Regions from separate parts of the Homo sapiens genome. Here regions 2 and 3 are each linked to region 1. The links are chromatin contacts, found by Hi-C or POLR2A ChIA-PET in ENCODE. All regions are on one chromosome and are shown on one strand. The core of a region is the stretch at or near the end of the contact, and the rest is flanking DNA. Distances in the headings are between cores, read along the strand shown. Region 1 holds the start of TUT4 (terminal uridylyl transferase 4). Region 2 holds the start of PODN (podocan). Region 3 overlaps ZYG11A (zyg-11 family member A, cell cycle regulator).

Region 1 (2,721 bases), core at 116-2,615:
CTTTTTAAACCATCCCACAATTCAACACCTCTCGGTGGTATTCTCTGAATTATCATATCTGGCTGGGATTATCCAATTTTATTAGCTAACAGTTCTCATTACTTTAAAAACAGAAACAGGATATGTTCTGTTTCATCAAGTGCTACAAACATTTCGCTGCTGTAAGACTGGAGGGAAAAAATCTTTGGAAATAAAAGGCCATCTGATCCACTCGGGCTAATTACTAAATGCATGCCAACAATACACAATTCGAATTGCATTTCTGGACACAATTTAAGATCACGATAGGGCAGGTCAAATGTGTAAGGAACTACTACTTCTATCAAAATGAAGAAGCAGATATACGGTATCTAAGATCTCACGCAAAATTCATCTAAGACTTCGAAATCTTCTGAAAAGAAAATGTGTAATCAACGTTGTTAATACAACAGTAATTCATCCCATTCAAGTACGACTAGAAATCCCGCTGATGTGCTTCTTTCAGGTCTAAACATCTCATTCTTTCGCAATCCAGATACCAACAGGAGTCTGAAACCCTTCGCAGAGGCGTGCAACACACTAGGAGAGCGCTATCTGTTTACAAATACGAATCTCAGTTACCCACGTCAAAACCGCGCATTACCACCTTTCGACTGGGGGGCGGGGGAGAGAGAAGGCGGGCGAGCAAGAAACAAAATCCACACAGACACCTCTGCCTTCTCCCTACAAGGACGAGCCCGGGGAAACATTCAGTATGTATTATATGCGTGTATACATTTATATACATTATGTAGTCACCTATGTCTAAGCAAGGGTGAAAGAAAAAGGTACACATGACAGGGAATCGTAACTGGACCCAACAGAAATGTTCAAACCAATCCCGTTAACTCAAAATCCGCCCCGCTGGTCTACAACAGGTTTCGGTCCGGGACCGGGAGCCCCAGCCACAGTGTGGAGTTCGTCCCCAAAGCGCCCCAATGCCCTCCTCAGGCCGCCCAGGCCGCCGTCCCCACCTCCCTTATCTCAGCCTTCCCCTGGGACACCCGAAGCCCGTTCCAGGAAAGAAAGAAGTGTCAGGCCCCCAGGGGGCGGCTGAGACGCTCTCAGGCCAGGCCCCCGACACCTGCGAAGCGCGGCACCTGGGGAGGGCGAACCGGGGGCCGCCCGGCCTTCCCGAGCACACCCCCTCGGTACCCGACGCTGCCCCGCGGCCGGAACCTCGTACCTGCGAGGCCCGCGAGCTACAGGCGCGCGCGACGCCTCCTCATCTCAGTGGCTCCTGCTCTCCCTCCGCCTCCTGCTGCCGCCGCCGTCGCCGCTGCCGCCGCTGGAGGCCGGGACACGACTAGCTCAGGACTCCACCGCCATGTCCGCCGCGCCGCGAACTGCATTGTGGGGGGGAAGGGATGGGGAGGGGGAGGAGGAGGGAGAGGGAGAGGGAGAGAAAGAGGAGGACCCGCTGAGGGGAGGGGGCGAGGGAGAGCGGTTGCCGGGGGAGAGGGGGAGGGGAGAGGACAGAGCCTGTAATGGGGTCCTGGCCCGGGAGAGGAGGAGCTACGCGCAGAGGGAAGGGTTCAGGGGTGCCCCCTCCCTTCGTTCGGGGGGCCCCACAGGCACCGTTTACACCGGGGCGGGGGAGGGGGGAAACAGCACTGGGGGGAGGGGTCTCGTGGTGGCCGCGAAGAAACAATGGGGAGAAGGCCGAGGTAGGAGGATCGCGCACTCACACCCACGCGGAGGGAAGGGAGCGCGCGAGAGACACTCGTTAGCTCGCGAGGAGGGGGCGGGCCGCTGGCAGAGGGGAGGAGGGAGCCACCCGGGGCTCGCGGGCAGGGGCGGGGCCGCCGAGCGGAGGTCGCGAGGTCCCGCAGCCCGCCTGGGCGCCGCGGGTTAGCCGCGCTGATTCGCCCGCTTGCCGGAGTGGGTGGGGGTGGCGGGCGCCCCAGTGCTGCCCCAGTCTGGTTCCTAGTCTCTGCCGAGGCCCCCGAGCTGGAAGCCGAGCCCGAGGGCCGCCTCGGCGCCTCGCTCCCAAGGCTGCTCCCCCTGGGGAGGAAGGCCGGCCTGGAATGGGTACCCTCTGGCCTGGCACTCGGACTGGGCGTGGCCCGAGCCTCGGCGGACCCTCGGAAGCCCAAGCGGGCTTCGGAGCAACGGTAGGGAGCGGGGCAGAGGAAGCCGCCAGGGTCGACCCCCACCCACTCACCACGGCCTCCAGCCCACCGCAGCTGGACCTTTTTTCCTTTGAAAAGGCAGGCAGTTCAGGAATGAAGGAGCTCGAAGAGAAATCTCTGGAGCACTCCATCTCCCACCCCCAAAAGAGGTTTTAGAAATCATTTCTTTAGCTGCAGGCGGGCATAAAACCATCTACCATCAATGGGCCCCCTCATCCCCTTGCTTTTAACGTATTACATTCCTCTACATAATTATTTAAAGTCACGGGCGGAACGGACTTAAGGTTTTGTTAGTTTTGTTTTTTGTTGTTTTTTTTTAAGACCCCAGCCTCAGAGATTATTTAGCCAATCTCTGACCTCAAAGCTGGACAAAGCACACAACCTCTGTGCTCTGTGCCCAGTCCTTTGAGTTTGACACATGCTAGGCAGGAAAAAGGTATGAAAAGAGTGGACGTAGAGGTGAAGGGAAGATGTTAAATCTTAAGTATTTACAAGATAGTGCCTTATAAATTTTCTTATAATGTGACTCAGGCTGGGACTGGTTAGAGGTCACAGAGGGACGCTCCACTTC
Region 2 (2,721 bases), core at 72-2,571, 510 kb after region 1:
GTGTAATGGAAACAGACAGTCCTGGGTTCAAATCTAGACTCTACATTTGCCTGCTCAAGTTACCTGCCTGTTTCCATCATGGGAAGAACTTGGGCTGTGGAGAAGGGTAAACCTGGGGTCAAAACCCCAGCTCTGCCAGTGAATGGGCATTTTACTCAGTCAAGTATCCTTTCTGAGGCCATCTCTTTTCTATAAAGTGGGGCAGCAGCAGTTCTTCCTTTGCGGAGTTGTGAAGCAGAGCATAATGCATATGGTATAACCTCACGGGGGCGGCAGCCAGTGAAAAGTCTGGAGCTGCTTTACAGGGGCCATTCATTCATTCATTCATTCAGGTTAAGGTTGAGCAAGGGGTCCCACGTGTGACTTATGCATCCTTCTCCCTCTTCAGTGGGAGGACAGCCAGGTGAGGCAGCTGTGGATGCCCTGCCCACAGGCCAGAGCAGGTAAGGGGAGGAGGCTTGCTACACAGTGGAGGTGCCAAGTACCACCTAAGCCCAGCCGCATTGCCTGTTCCACCGCCGAAGCCCCTGGCGCCAAACAGTGTTGCTTCAGCTGGTAGTAGTTAATACTCCTTTACTTGGAAACATTTTCAGTTCCTGGGAGCAATATGGTGGTGTGAGGTCTCACTGTTCACCCGCCCTGTTTCTCTGTGACTGGGATCTGCATGTCCCCGACTCCGGCCCAATTTACCATTCTTCAAGGCTCACCAGGCTGTGGGCCCAGGGCCAACAGGGATGGGAGTGGAGGGTGGGGTGGAGCGTGGGGAACTTTTCCGGGAAGAGGCCCAGCAGGGTCTTGGCTGGCGGCCCCATTAGCCACGGCCCAGGACCCCAGGGTGGGAGAGTGAACGGAAAGGTACTCGTGCCTGGAGCGGTTGCAACATCCTCTGTAATGAGGAAGATACAGCTCAGAGGCACTGGGTCGAAGGACCCCTCTCCCCAGCCCTCCTTTCAGGTGTCGGGGCCTAAAGGGGGTCCAGTTCCAGTGCGGAAGGCTGGGAACTAGGAAGCGTCGCGGACCAGACAGCCCGCCTTCCCGGTCTCCCGGGTGGGGGTTCGGGGGGCGTGGTGCGGCGGCCGGGGCTGAGAGGGGTCGGTGCGGCGGCTCTGCCTCCCCGGGAAGTGGGAACCGGCCAAGTCCCGAGCGGGGAGGGGCAGGCTTTCTCCTGCCCGCGCCTGGGGGGACCCTACGCCTGTGTCCGAAGGAGGCCGGCGTCCAGCAGATGCTCCCGGGGCGGGTGGGGAGTGGGGGAAGGGGGCGGGAGAGAGGCGGGGAGGAGAAAACCCACAACAAAACTTGCGTCGCGGAGAGCGCCCAGCTTGACTTGAATGGAAGGAGCCCGAGCCCGCGGAGCGCAGCTGAGACTGGGGGAGCGCGTTCGGCCTGTGGGGCGCCGCTCGGCGCCGGGGCGCAGCAGGTACAGGGCGCTGGCAGCCGGGGTGGGCCGAGGGGCCGGGGGCTGAGCCCGGGCAGCGCACTCAGACGTCCCCGCCTCTCCGGATGGCTCCAGCAGCTGCCTGGGGCGGGCCCGCCGCATCTCACCCCCTCTGTAGGACCCTGCACCCAGGGCACGGCCGGAGATCTCCTCCTCTGGAGTGCGACCCCTGCGCAGTCAGGACCCAGGCAGGGGCCTTCTCCTCTCTGAGCAGAGGCTGGTCCCCGTCCCCAGGCCCCTCCCGCTGCGCACATCTGGAAAGAATCTGAGGGCGGTTGGGGGCGGGGGCTGGAGTGGGAGGACGCCGGCGGGCGACAGGGAATGTGGGGGGCAGGTGGAACTGCGTAGGGGCGGGGACCCCTGTCATGAGAGCCTGGGCCCGAAGTATCCCCGCGTCTTTCCACGTCAACTCATCAGGCCCCCTAGCGACTCCAACCTCCACCTCTTTATAGATAGAGAAACTGAGGCCCAGAGAGGGGCAGAGGTCTGGCCCCAGGGCGCGTCGGACGCCGGGTGGGTCCCCTCCGGGGCTCGGCTTCCCCGGCCACTGTGCCGCCCCAGCTTAGTGCCAACCACTAGTTGAGCTAAAGGTCTCAGCTGGCGGTCTGGAGTCCGTCTATCTGTCTACGCGGCTGCTTCCCAGCCGGGACAGCTGGAGGGAGGAAGGGGTGGGGGTCCGCGAAGCGCGAGGAGCGAGATCCGCGCCTTCCTGCGAATGAGGCAGAAGCCCCAGGTTCCAGGTCCCCGAGCCACAGCCCGGCCTGGGGCGGGGGACGAGATCTTGGCGTTGGAATACCTGACGCTCCGTCAGGTGGAAGAGGAGGTGGTGGCGGGGCTGCGAGGCTCCTGGCAGCCTCGGGGGCTGGGGCTAGGAGAGGCAGCCGCAGCCTTTTGGAGAGGAGCAGGCGCGGCAGCAAGGGGCGAGCACCCCGGCCCCGGTGCGCGCGGCACTGACTGAGCTGGTCCGGGAGGCGCGGAGGATGCTCACCCAGCGCTTGGAGTGAATTACTGACCTGTCTGCCCTTCGATTACCGGCTGGCCAGGGAAGGGGAAGCTGTGGTCTGCCCTGCTCCACGAGGCGCCACTGGTGTGAACCGGGAGAGCCCCTGGGTGGTCCCGTCCCCTATCCCTCCTTTATATAGAAACCTTCCACACTGGGAAGGCAGCGGCGAGGCAGGAGGGCTCATGGTGAGCAAGGAGGCCGGCTGATCTGCAGGCGCACAGCATTCCGAGGTAGGTCACTCAGAAGAGCCCGTGGACTGCCCTGGGAAAGACCAGGGGGGACT
Region 3 (2,721 bases), core at 69-2,568, 310 kb after region 1:
CGGGTGTCCGTATATGTGTGAGTCTGTTACTGGGCTCTTTATTTTTTATTTTTTTTGAGACGGAGTCTTGCTCTGTCGCCCAGGCTGGAGTGCAGTGACACGATCTCTGCTCACTGCAATCTCCGCCTCCCGGGTTCACGCCATTCTCCTGCCTCAGGCTCCAGAGTAGCTGGGACTATAGGCACCCACCACCACGCCTGGCTAATTTTTTGTATTTTTAGTAGAGATGGTGTTTCACCGTGTTAGCCAGGATAGTCTCGATCTCCTGACCTCGTGATCTGCCTGCCTCATCCTTCCAAAGTGCTAGGATTACAGGTGTGAGCCACCACGCCCAGCTGGGCTCTTTATTTTTATCTGTTTGTGTATTGCCTTTTTTTTTTTTTTTTTTTTTTTTTTTTGAGACAGAGTCTCGGTCTGTCACCCAGGCTGGAGTGCAGTGGTGTGATCTCGGCTCACTGCAACCTCTGCCTCCCGGGTTCAAGTGATTCTCCTGGCTCAGCCTCCCTAGTAGCTGGGACTATAGGCGTGCACCACCACGCCCATCTAATTTTTGTACTTTTAGTAGAGATGAGGATTTACCATGTTGGCCAGGCTGGTCTTGAACTCCTGACCTCAGGTGATCTGCCCACTTTGGCCTCCCAAAGTATTGGGATTACAGGCCTGAGCCATTGTGCCCCGGCCTACTGTCTTGATTACTATAACTTTATATGAAGTCTTGAAATTGGGTAATGTGACTTCTTCAACTGTTATTCTGTTTCATAATTGTTTTGGTTATTCTAGGTTCTTTGTATTTCCATATAAATCATAAAAGCAACTTGTCAATATCTACAAAAAGGACTACTGGTATTTTAGTTGGGATTGCATTAAATCTGTAGGTCAGTTTGAGGAAAATTGCCGTTTAATAACGTTGAGTCTCATGTTGTTTTAAAAAATAGAGGCGAGGTCTCACTATGTTGTCCAGGCTGGTCTCGTAGTCCTGGGCTCAAGCAACCCTTGAGCCTCAGACTCCCAAAGTGTTGGGATTACAGGCATTAGCCACCACGCCTGGCGCTAGTCTCCTGATTCTTGAATCCTGTATATCTCTGCATTTATTTAGATCTTTACTTTCTCTCAGCATATTTTGTCATGTAGCTGGGACTACAGGCGCCTGCCACCACGCCTGGCTAATTTTTGTAATTTTAGTAGAGATGGGGTTTCACCATATTGTTCAGGCTGGTCTCTACTCCTGACCTCGGGTGATTCACCTGCCTCAGCCTCACAAAGTGCTGGGATTACAGGCGTGAGCCACTGCGCCTGGCCAACACCTGGAACATTTAATTGAACATTTGTTGTTATTGTCTTAAACACTGGATGCCCCAAAAACCCTGTGGTTAAAAATGAATGGTGAAAAAATATGAATGGTGAAACCTGTTTGGTAACATCTTTATTTTCAGGTTGCTGGAGGAGCCAGTATGAGTCAGATTTCAGAAGCACTGAGCCGATACAGGAACAGATCATGTTTTGTGAAGGAAGCCCTCCACAGGCTGTTCACAGAGACATTTTCAATGGAGGTAACCATGCCTGCTATTTTAAAGGTAATTGAAGGAAGACAATTTTTACTATTACTTCTTAACTTGGTTCAATTAATAATTGTTCACGAACCACACTGAATATAATAAATTATATGCTTTATTCTATAGTGAGTCAAGTGCTCTCATAGAGCAAAGAATGTTAAGCTTAGCTGCCAAAGTGTCTTTTGCTTTGAGCATCTGGATTTATGTGGAATAAATTAGAATCAAAACAGTTAAAATTTGGTCTAAGTAAGGGAATAATAGGATCATGTGGCTTTCTGAAAGAAAACAAGTGCAGAACAAAATAAAAATAATTAAGGGTGGCCAAATCTACCACTTGAAGTATTTTGTGAATGACATAAAGTTGCTTTTATCGATATAGCCAAACTTAGCTTTGGTTTAGGGAAGGATGCGTTTTATTGTAAATGTAATTACAAGTATTAAGAGGCTTGGGAAAGAAAACTTCAGTTATTTATTTTTCTTTTATACATGTGTTTATTTGAAAATTGTTGTTTTTAGTGAAACATAACAATGAAAGGTCTTAAGAAAAACCTTGTCTTTATTTGTAATTTTTTGCAATTCCTTAAAAATGTGGATATTTTCCCAGCACTTTGGGAGGCCGAAGCGGGTGGATCACGAGGTCAAGAGATTGAGACCATCCTGGCCAACATGGTGAAACCCCGTCTCCACTAAAAACAATACAAAAATTTGGTGGGCGTGGTGGCGCACTCCTATAGTCCCAGCTACTTGGGAGACTGAGGCAGGAGAATCGCTGGAACTCGGGAGGTGGAGGTTGCAGTGAGCCGAGATTGTGCCATTGCACTCCCTCCTGGTGACAGAGCGAGACTCAAAAAAAAATATTTTTACAGCATGGGAGATTAACTTTATTTACAGCTCAAAAGCTGTATAAAGAAAAACTCTGGGTCAGCTGTGGTGGCTCATGCCTGTAATCCCACCACTTTGGTTGGGAGGCCGAGATGGGAGGATTTCCTGGGGCCAGGAGTTCAAGACTAGCCTGATCAACATTAGTAAGACCCTGTCTCTACAAAAATTTAGAAAAAGAAAAAAAATTAGCTTCTGGCTGGGCACCATGGCTCACGCCTGTAATCCCAGCACTTTTTGGGAGGCTGAGGTGGACAGATCACCTGAGGTCAGGAATTTGAACAGCCTG

What was found. Hi-C counts contacts between places; a loop is a spot of excess contacts on that map. ChIA-PET counts read pairs that join two places held with the same protein, here RNA polymerase II (POLR2A). Pooled maps may share reads with other maps.
Region 2: a pooled map shows a loop between it and region 1 (3-fold over the local background). The contact joins the promoter of PODN here to the promoter of TUT4 in region 1. A Hi-C loop is called at or near these places in 1 of 50 pooled maps. POLR2A ChIA-PET finds 5 or more read pairs at or near these places in 5 of 52 experiments (Caco-2, WTC11, activated T-cell and 1 more).
Region 3: a pooled map shows a loop between it and region 1 (3-fold over the local background). The contact joins the enhancer-like site here to the promoter of TUT4 in region 1. A Hi-C loop is called at or near these places in 2 of 50 pooled maps. POLR2A ChIA-PET finds 5 or more read pairs at or near these places in 4 of 52 experiments (Caco-2, HCT116, HEK293T and 1 more).

What each region holds. Positions count from the first base shown.
Region 1 is chr1:52,551,727-52,554,447 of GRCh38, forward strand. TUT4 (terminal uridylyl transferase 4) reads right to left here and starts at 1,366. Exons shown (of 30, transcript NM_001009881.3): 1 at 1,205-1,366. It overlaps LOC105378723 (a long non-coding RNA gene), which reads left to right. Exons shown (of 4, transcript XR_007066083.1): 4 at 515-1,111. RefSeq lists silencers at 979-1,308, 1,379-1,508, 1,549-1,658, 1,669-2,068.
Region 2 is chr1:53,060,892-53,063,612 of GRCh38, forward strand. It overlaps PODN (podocan), which reads left to right and starts at 1,322. Exons shown (of 11, transcript NM_153703.5): 1 at 1,322-1,417. RefSeq lists a silencer at 1,300-1,487.
Region 3 is chr1:52,859,298-52,862,018 of GRCh38, forward strand. It overlaps ZYG11A (zyg-11 family member A, cell cycle regulator), which reads left to right. Exons shown (of 14, transcript NM_001004339.3): 4 at 1,434-1,574. Among named protein-coding and RNA genes, the nearest start is that of ZYG11A, 18 kb to the left of the region's middle. Within about 2 kb of position 1,319, at least 3 of the 41 ENCODE cell types and tissues checked have a DNase peak (open chromatin) inside an H3K27ac peak, as active enhancers do.